Regions from separate parts of the Homo sapiens genome. Here region 1 is linked to region 2. The links are chromatin loops, found by intact Hi-C in ENCODE. Cell type or tissue: endothelial cell of umbilical vein. All regions are shown on one strand.

Evidence for each region. Peaks named below come from ENCODE experiments on the same cell type or tissue, not always from the same donor. Only the 100,000 strongest peaks of a DNase experiment are listed, where the experiment ranks them.
Region 1: it touches region 2 in a loop (4-fold over the local background); 1 of 110 quality-filtered maps calls a loop at or near these places.

Annotation. Positions count from the first base shown.
Region 1 is chr4:145,780,076-145,785,075 of GRCh38, reverse strand. All of the region lies in intron 8 of ZNF827 (zinc finger protein 827), which reads left to right. It also overlaps a transcript of C4orf51 not described here. Among named protein-coding and RNA genes, the nearest start is that of C4orf51, 100 kb to the right of the region's middle. In endothelial cell of umbilical vein, no CTCF peak of the experiment used is centred here; a DNase peak (open chromatin) is centred at 2,085; H3K27ac peaks cover 425 bases.
Region 2 is chr4:145,840,984-145,845,983 of GRCh38, reverse strand. It overlaps ZNF827 (zinc finger protein 827), which reads left to right. Exons shown (of 15, transcript NM_001306215.2): 7 at 1-28. Among named protein-coding and RNA genes, the nearest start is that of ZNF827, 95 kb to the left of the region's middle. In endothelial cell of umbilical vein, no CTCF peak of the experiment used is centred here; DNase peaks (open chromatin) are centred at 2,663 and 3,523; H3K27ac peaks cover 2,654 bases.

The sequences.
Region 1 (5,000 bases), 61 kb after region 2:
TAAAACAAAAACCTATATAAGGAAGAGGAAAAGCCCAAATGACATTCAAGGCAAACATCATAGGTGGAAAAGTAGAGAAAAAACATCTGATCACATAATACCGAGTAGCCAGGAATTTCTGGAAGCAATTTATGGTTATCCCAGGGATCAGAATATAAGAGTGTGAAATGAAATAAAATGCTTTATAAGAGACAAAATCCTATGAGACTCTGTACAAAAAAAGAGGTTACCATTAGACAAGTATTTCAAAAAGAAATGAAGAGAATCTTAAGTATACATTCAAGCTATGTAAAATAATGAAACAAATGCTAAGGGATGTGGGAATCAAGATGAAGAAGAGCAAAAATTTAAAAACAGTACCCATATTCCAAGCTGTTTTGTGACTTTGGAACTAACTTAAAAGCAGTTATTGATATGTGCACTTTTCTTTTACAAATATTATGCTTCATAAAAAGTTTTTTTAAAGGAAATTCCTGAGTAATCTAAAAGAAGTTTTAAGGTTTTTCTTTCCCAACAGAAGAAGATAATTAAGATGGAAATGTGTTCAGCTGGGTGTACACTTGTTGCTGTTGATAATGAATATGGAGAGTTCTTCACAGGATGGGGGATTTTGGGAATTAAAGCCTGTCAAAAGGTGGAACCTAATGTTCAAAGTCCTAAGACCAAGAGGAACCATAGGAGGAGCCTTCAGTTAAGAGTGTTATAAGTAATAGAAAACCCAACCAACGGTGGCTGAAACAAACAGGGACTTATTTCCCTCACAAAACAAAAAGTCCAAAAGTGGGTGGTTGCTGGCGTTCACTCAGCTACTGAGAAATGCCACAGAGGACTGTATTACTCAGTTCCTGCAGTGCTATCAAGAAATACTGGGTAATTTACAATGAAAGGGTTTTAATTGGCTCACAGTTCCATAGGCTGTACAGGAAGCATGATGCTGGCATCTGCTTGGCTTCTGGGGAGGCCTCAGGAAACTTTCCATCATAGTGGAAAGTGAAGGGGAAGCAGGCACATGTTACATGGCCAGAGCAGTAGGAATAGAGAAGGGGAAGGTGCTGCACACTTTTAAACAACCAGATCTCGTGAGAACTCACTATCATGAGAACAGCACCAGAGAGACCATGCTAAACCATTCACGAGAACTCCACCCCCATGATCCAATCACCTCCCACAAGGCCCCACCTCCAATACTGGGAATTATAATTTGACATGAGATTTAAGCAGGGACACAGAACCAAACCACATCAAGGACCTATACTTTTCCCATCTTTCCCTTTCTCCATCCTTGGGAGTTGGCTTTTGTCTTCATGCCTTATATTCACAAAATGGCTGCCAGAGTCCCAGCCATTTCTTCTGTGATCAAGGCTGGAAAAGAGAAGGGGTCAATACCAGTATATCCTTCATTTTAACAGAAAAGCAAAAGCCTTCTCAGAACTTTGGCACATGGCTACCCAAGCCGCTTCCATGGCTGGAGAAGGCAGGGGATAAGGAAAGTTGAGAATGACTGTTGGGTTAACTGAAAATAGCAACTGCCAGAGTTCATCATAAAGAGAATCATCTTGTGGCTTGATGCTATTGGGAAGAGGTAAGAATTTAGAGCCTTTAGGAGTATGGCTCAGGACTGCAAACATTTCCACTAATAGAATCATGAAAGCAGTTAGTGAATTGAGTTAAAACAGCAATTCAAAAGGCAGGTAGCCTGATTTTTCATTCTGAATTGGCCATAGGCCTTAATGAATGCTACTAAATTATTAGTCTTTCCTACTATAAAATAAGAATAATGTCTATTCACCTCACTTGGACCCTTTTATTCAGTCATTCATTTATTCAACAAATATATACTAAGCACCTCTTATGTAGCAGAGATTGTGCTAATGCTGAGGATACACAAATAAATAATGCAAAACCTTTACCCCAGGGAAGGGAGGCCAGGGGACGTGTTGACTGAGTACTGCTTCACGTTGGACTATGCTGGGTGCTTTATATGCAGAATATATATATATATGGCTTATAGAAGATATGTAAACAAGTGATATAATAGGAAAAGTGGTACAACGGAAATATTCATAAAAGTTCCCTGGGACAGAGCAGGGGAAATGACTAACTCTACCTTGGGAATTGGGCAGGGCTTCACCAAGGAGATAAAATCTGAGATAGGGCTTCAAATTGAGTCTGAGTTTATTGTACAGAAGTAGTTGCGGGGAGTAGCTTTTGGTGGAGGAACAGTTGATTCAAAAGCAATGACACTTAAAAGGGAATTGTTTGTTCCTGAAAAGTCAAGCAGTCTACTTTGCCAAGCATTCGGGTGGTGGGAGGTGGCCAAAGCCAGGCCATGAAGGACTCAGAAGCCAGAAGTTTGGCCTTGAGGAGCCTTTGCCATACAGAACAAGACATGATGAGATTTGTGCCTCGGAAAGATCATTCTGGAATCTGTGAGGTGAGGAAGGGCTGTTGGAAGGGGTCTGATAGCAGAGAACCTGTTTTGGAGGCTTTTGCCACAATGTTGGTGAAAGATGATGACACAATTAAGGCAGTGAGGTCTAGAAAGACCTGCATAAGATCACCAGCTTCTGGTGACTGATTGGATGTGTTGAAAGAGAGTCGGGGGAGGAATCAAAAAAGATTCCAAAGTTTCTCACATGGCACTTGGGTGGCATCATTCACAGGAGATGCAGGAGAGTGTGGCATTTGCTGAGCCCCATTTCAGCTTCATCTCATCTCAGCTCCTGGAAAAAAGAACGGGCCTTTGCTTCAGGTCTTGTGTTGCCACAGTAATACTCCTCCCCCGACTGCCTCTTCCGCCAGGCCCCACCCAGCCGTGATTTCGAGGTCATGTTCTGGGATAAGACTCCAAATGGCCTGTGGTTGCCTTGTTCCTGTGTGCAAAATAAAAATGGATTGCTGTAGCAAATGCAAACATGAGGTGGGGAGAGCAGCGATTCCTAGACGAGGCTTGGAGTTGGGCGTGGGACTGTGGCTGAGCAGTCATGGGTGCCCCGTGACAACTGCCTGCCTCACTGCGACTCCGGGGATTCTTCCCACTCAGCTGCAGCACAGCCTCGGTAGCTTTCATCATTTTCTAAGACCAGTGGACGGAATCAGACAGTTCATGATGCTTCAGCTTCTCGAGTACATGATTGATACTTGAAGGAATTATTAAGGTGCTTATCTATTTTTAATTGCATCTACTTATTTGATATTTGACCCAATTCATTCATTCTTGTTGTGAATGTATTAACAGACCCTGTACCCTCTTGACCTCTCCTTATAATTATTACCGTTATTGTTCTTTGAAGCACTGTTTTGATTATACACTTAAAAGGAGCTACTGATATACTGAAATTCATGCACAGCTGAAATGCCCACTGCGTGGACTCAAGGACAGCTGTTTAAGAGTAGTTCTTGTCCTCAGAAGTTCATCTCCCTTTTTTTTTACTTCTCTTCACCCACATTTCTGCCCTCTTCCCCTTTAGAGGTTTTTAGTCACACATTTCTACTTTAATAAGAGCAACCCTTCTTCCTGAGGCCCCAAGTGCTATGTTTTAACAAACACAGATGAATCAGTTCATGTGCTTTATCAGTGTTGGGATTGCTGGCAGGTGCCTCACAGCGAACATTATTGCAATTTCACCATCATTTCCCCTCCTCCCATTTCCAGACATATATTCATATTTGTTTCTTCTTCCCTATCTGGCAAATCATTCCAGTGAAAATTGATCCCATTGATTTAGCCACATACAGGTGGAAGCCTGTATTTGGGAAGCAGTTTTAGCCAAATTGTGTGAAATAAAGTTTTTTCTTCTGATGTTATCTCTGACCCATGTTGTGAGCATTTTCTTTTTTTTTTTTTCTTTTTTTTTCTTTTTTTTTTTTTTTTTTTTTTGAGATGGTGTCTCGTTCTGTTGCCCGGGCTGGAGTGCAGTGGCACAATCTCGGCTCACTGCAACCTCCACCTCCCGGGTTCACGCCATTCTTCTGCCTCAGCCTCCTGAGTAGCTGGGATTTCAGGCGCCCGCCACCACGCCCGGCTAAATTTTTGTATTTTTAGTGGAGACAGTGTTTCACCGTGTTAGCCAGGATGGTCTCGATCTTCTGACCTTGTGATCCCCCTGCCTCGGCCTCCCGAAGTGCTGGGATTACAGGCTTGAGCCACTGCACCCAGCGTGAGCATTTTCATCTGCGTGGATTAGGAGAAGTTCTTACCACCATTCAATTATCACCACATGGTGTCCAGTTCTATAATGCAGTACTGAGCTTTAAGGAGATTTGCAATTATTTACTGAGGTAAAAGACAAGATATTAACTTAGTGTGTCATTTGTCTTGGTCTTCAAAGTGAGGTGAAAAGCCTATCAGTGGCCCATTCAAGTGTCCTTTTAGAAGTGTCTCCTTCTCTCTTTCTGGTGTTCTCTGTCACCTATTTTATGACATTATCATAGGAGGAATGTTTGTATAATCTGGTACAGTTCCACAAAAAGAAACATGGATTAGAAAATTAAAGGTAATCCTAGGGATAAGAATGAGAAAATAAAAACTCTTTAAGATGATTAGAGAATGTATTAAAGTCCATTTATTTCATTCATGGCTATGAATTATGGGTAGATAACTTGTGGCACTGTTTTCCCAAATATGAGACCTTTGGGGGAAATTCTGGTTCATTCTTGCATTAGGGAATTTTCTGTGGCACAGCGTGTGGTAGTTATCACTGATTCTACTTAGCACAAATTCCTCATTAAGGATTTTGCACAAACTGGAATGAAGAGCAAAGCTTTCTTCTTAAAGAGAATGAAAGCATATTTCCTTTCAAGGGATAGGACCATTTATTTTCACATCAGAATCTGAGATTTACAATTCTTTTTTGTTTGTTTGTTTGTTTGTTTGTTTGTTTTTGAGACAGCGTCTCACTCTGCCACCCAGGCTGGAGTGCAGTGGCGTGATCTCAGCTCACTGCAACCTCCGCCTCCCAGCTTCAAGCGATTCTCGTGCCTCAGCCTCTGAAGTAGCT
Region 2 (5,000 bases):
AAGAAAACACCATCCGGACCACGACCAGGTAGGCGACTTTGTGTGGGTTCCTCCAGAACACCCCGTGTGGGCCACCAGCCCGTACTACATGTTGAACGTTGCTCCCCAAACCTCTTTCTCCCACTGGGTTCAAAGGAGTCACACCCTTTACCACCATGTTCTACCAGAATTTCTTGGTTGGTAGAAACAATACAGACGTAAAGGAGGAAGACCACTAATATGTACTAAACATCTAATAGGTGTCACTTTGCTGGGAAATTTTCCATATGTTATTGTTTTGTATTCCTGACAATAATTTTGTGAAGTAGATGTTATTATCATCCTCTCTGCAGAAGTCTCCTGGCCTGAGAGTTGAGCCGGGTGGCTCAGCTGGGACTGGGGGCTGGGTCTGTATCTCACGAAGGCCTCTTTCTGTCTTATTGCAACCCTGCTCCTGACTGCCTCCATGACTATAGGCTGATAATTTGTCACCAAGGATATCCCAAATTTTTTTTAACCTCCCAGCGTTATTTGGAAGGCAAAGATTTTAAAGGCAGAAAAAAGATAATGCTTTTTAAAAATTGCAAGGAAATTTATATCATTCACCACTGTGGACAAGGAAGTTTTTTCACTTGCCAAAGGCAGTCTGAGGAGGTTAGCCAGTGTGGGCTGCCCACCGTCCATCTGCCGTTGTGAGAAGAGGAGGATCAGCCAGTGCTGCTGCTCCCATGGAGCTGCTTCCCATGAAGTCCACCCAAACCTGAAACGTTGTAGGTGAGAGCCAGCAGATGAAAACCCCACCACTGCAGAAAAGGAGCTCAGGGGAAATGCATTCTCCACCTTTGAAGGACCATTCTCCACTTTCAAACCTCCCTCCAATTTCTGAGTTAGCCCAAGATATGAGCTTTACAGGATGATCAAGAGCAATACACATTTTTAGGATGAACAACTAGGAACAGTAGAAACTAGCTGGGAGCTACCAAGCAGTCTTTAAATCAAGGAACTTTGCTTTCCTGAGCAAACAGAGAAAGATTCTTCCTGATGGGAACAGTTGCTGGGTTTTGTGTTTCTAATTCTTGCAACAAAAGGTACAAGATATTTTTCTTTTTGATGTCTTATTAATCGACCTCAGAGCATCATCAGGCCTGTGGACAGTACTCATTTAAACTTCAACCTGAGGTTTTAAAAAAATATTCCATTAATTGGAGTTTAGGAATGTCAAATTTCAAAGAGCAATTAAAACAGAGCCAGCTTGCCTCACACTGGGTTTATTTTATTTATTTATTTATTTATTTATTTATTTATTTATTTATTTATTTATTTATTTGAGACAGTCTCACTCTGTTTCCCAGGCTGGAGTGCAGTGGCCCAGTTTTGGCTCACTGCAGCCTCCACTTTGCAGGCTCAAGCCATCCTCCCACCTCAGCCTCCCGAGTAGCTGGAACTACAGGTATATGCCACCATCCTCTGCTAATTTTTGTATTTTTTGTAAAGACAGGGTTTCGCCATGTTGCCCAGGCTGGTCTCAAACTCCTGAGCTCAAGCGATCTGCCTGCCTCGGCCTTCCAAAGTGCTGGGATTACAGGGGTGAGCCACCGTGATTCGCTCACACTGGGTTTATATAGTTTTAGGGAGAGGAACCTCGTTCTAATAGAACAGAAGAGTGGTATGTATTAGTCTTGTGTCTGTATATAAGTATACAGAGAGAAAATGAGAGTAGGAAGATGGACTGCAGATTGTATTGGGAAATGGCTTTCGGGGGATGGAAAGGCTATTTTGTATATTAAGTTTGATGCCCAAATAGAAGATGTGAACTCCCATGGAATCCATCCTGCCCCCTCCTACATCTAACCTTTAAGCTATTTAGTGTATGTGCTTGTGTCTGTGGGTCTAAACACTGATGAAATTGGACAGATTAGTAGACCTTGAAAGACAGCAGACTAAACATAAAAAAATATTCATTTTAATTTGCTGCCATAGGATTCTTGAAGTGTTATAGGTTAAGTCCCCTAGAGATGGAGATTCTCGTGGAAGTGCTTTATTGAGGGAATGCTCTCAGAGGAACCTGCAAGGAGGTGATGGGGGCAGAAGACGGAGGAAAGAGAAGGAGAAGGAGCTGAGAGGAAGGATGTGGTTTTAGCTGGTTTCTAACTAACTTCAGCTGCATCCCCCAGGAAGGTTCACTAGCTTCAAGTAATCCCCTGCAGGGGATGTATAACCTCCCATGTTAGGGGGTTCCAATGGGGACAGCGGTTCTCACTTATAGTTATCAGGCAACACTTACGCAAACTCCGGGGTAGGTGCATTCGTGCCAGAGGGAGGATCTGGGCAGGACCCCACTAGCATGATCTATGGAGGTTTCTGAGGGCTCTTTAAGATTACATAATATTTATACAACAAAAAGATGTGCTGCAAGACCATATTATTTTATGCTCTTTAGGTGTTCTCTAGGAAGAGGTAAGAGGAGGCCCCAAGTTGGCCCCATACAAAGATTTTAATGTGCCTCAAGCCTAAACTGCCTTGGCTGGAGCTGAAGCATGATTATAGGATAGAAGAGAAAAAAAATTTTTTTAACCATTTGGCAAAAATGATGCAATCCTTAAATTCTCCTCTTTCTGGGAGATTATGAGTAAGAGGAAATCCGAATTAGATCTTTTGCCCAAAGCAAAGGAAGAGGTTCTTCCTGTGAGCTCCCGGCATGATATGGTGTTTAGAAATCAGTGTTAAAGAATTCTTGGCTTATAGTTCTACAAAGTCCTCGGTGTGGTTTTTTTTTTTTTCCTTTGAGTAGAGGCAGCTTACTTGATTAGCCTATCCATAAATAGATCTCTTTTTTACCTCTCGCCTTATTACTTCAGGTGGAATAGAATAAAATTTTTATGCCAAGAAATCCTCTTTAACCTGAGTTAACTGATATCAGGAACAGAAAAAAAAATGCCAATTTTCTTTCTTCTTTCCTGACTCCTGTTTTAGAAGGAACTCTTACTCTGCAGGTACAAGATCAGTGTGTGGATTATGCTTTAAGGTGTGATTTGTAATACATTTCAAAAAGATTTACATCAAACCTCTGAATTTCTGTATCTTCAGATTTTTAAGTACTAATGGAGTGTTTATTTAGTAATCATATCTTCTGTGTTTGATTTCCTAGAAGAAACTGATCATTCAGAAGGACGGTTCATGATTGGAATCAAGTTCAGAATTTTTCGCACTTTGAGAATAGCTAGGTATATTTAAGGTAGTTTCGTTTGTAAAGGGCAGGCCTGAGCACAGCACTGAGATCAAACCTTCCCTTGCCTTTCTCATGCTGATGAATGCCTACGCTCCTCCACTCCTTGCCATCTCCTGATCCTAGGATCTGGATATCCAAGGACATGAGGTAGGGAGAAGAGACACAAAACTGAAGAAAGGAGCTGACTCTATCCCTGCCTCTTATAAACCCACAGCTTCCCTCACAATTGTTTATCGTTATTTATCTCGATGCTCATTTCAACCACAAGACTAAGGAAAAGTGTAGCAGCCCAAGAGGAAACACTCTGTAGCTTGGCATTCCAATATGTGCTTGCCAGTGAGTCATGGGAGTGCTGATGCCCGTGTCCTGCACCAAGAGAACACGAAGTCCACGGATGTGTGCTGTTAACTCTCCATCCCGTATGGGTTGGTGACTGCACTTTCCTCACCATCAAATCCTCCCTCCTCACACCTGTCCAGTGGCAGCTCTGCCCCTTGTTGATACCTCTGTTATACGAAAGGTAGATAAGGAGAGTGAAAATAATGGGAGACAGTATTCTTTGCTGGCAATTTTTTTAAAGGGGTTTAGGTGAAGCTAAAGGTTGAAACTAATAACTACCAAGTTTCTGGATCACTGGATCTCTACCTCATTTTTAAAAACTCTTATAATGGAAAATTTCAAACATATACAGAAGTATCTGTCATCCAATCCAACAATCATCAATTAATGATTTATGATGTTTTATCTATCTCCCTCCTCTACTTCCCCCTCCCTGTAGATTATTTTGAAGCAAATCCCAGACATCATTTTAAGAACTGGTTTGAGAATGCCATTTTTTTGTTTTGTTTTTTTTTTTTATCCTAAGAACTTAAACTCAGCTGCTTAAATTAGGATAATCTTCCCAAAAGTAAAGGAGAAAAACAATCCACCAAGGCACACCGTGTAGCCAGGCAGAAAAATCAATCTACTTAGCAGCTTGAATGATTGAATCATGTGGTCCTGCTCACCAGTGCCTTAACCTTGTCCCTCCACCCTTGTTTGTGTCCTCATCGGGGCACTTCCCATTGAATCAGTCCTTTAGATGCAACTTCACCGTAAATGCTAAAACAGCAGTCTTTTTCCTTGTTTAACCTCAGAGTCTAGAAAATTCAATGCAAGTGTAAAGAAGGCTGTGGGTCTCCTTTGAGATAGTGTGTGGACTGAGTGTTGTTAATGCCACTCTATCTGACAAATGAGATGAGGAGAGAGTCCCGGCCAGACCCATGAGAACAGAAGGACCAAACATTTCAGACTAATAAAATCCTGATTTTTCTATTTCCTTTCCCAGCACAAGCCTAGGTTCTACAGGGAGCAGATAACTAGCTATTATGATCATTTGGTAGATGAAAATACATGAGGCATGATATCATAATCAGATCTCAAAGTTTAATGGAATAAAAAGAAGATCTACATCCTTTGACATGGACCATCACCCAGCCAGATGCTGGATAAGATCGAGATAGGAAAATGGAACCCTAGAGTAAGAATCAGATAGCTCCTGGCAGGTGAATTGGACATGCTCAATGTTGTGTAACACCATGAACTTCAAACAATGGCTGCCAAGAACCCTCTCTTGGTTATTTGTTCTCTCTTTTCTCCATTAATAATTCAGTGTCCATGGGGGTATAAAATTGCAGGCCTATAACAAATACTTTCTCACACCTGGCTTGCTTTGTTCCAAAAGCAAGGAAGAGTTTGCCTGAATTGTTCTTTTCTCCATTACTAGACAAAAAGCAGAAGTGGGAAAATCAGA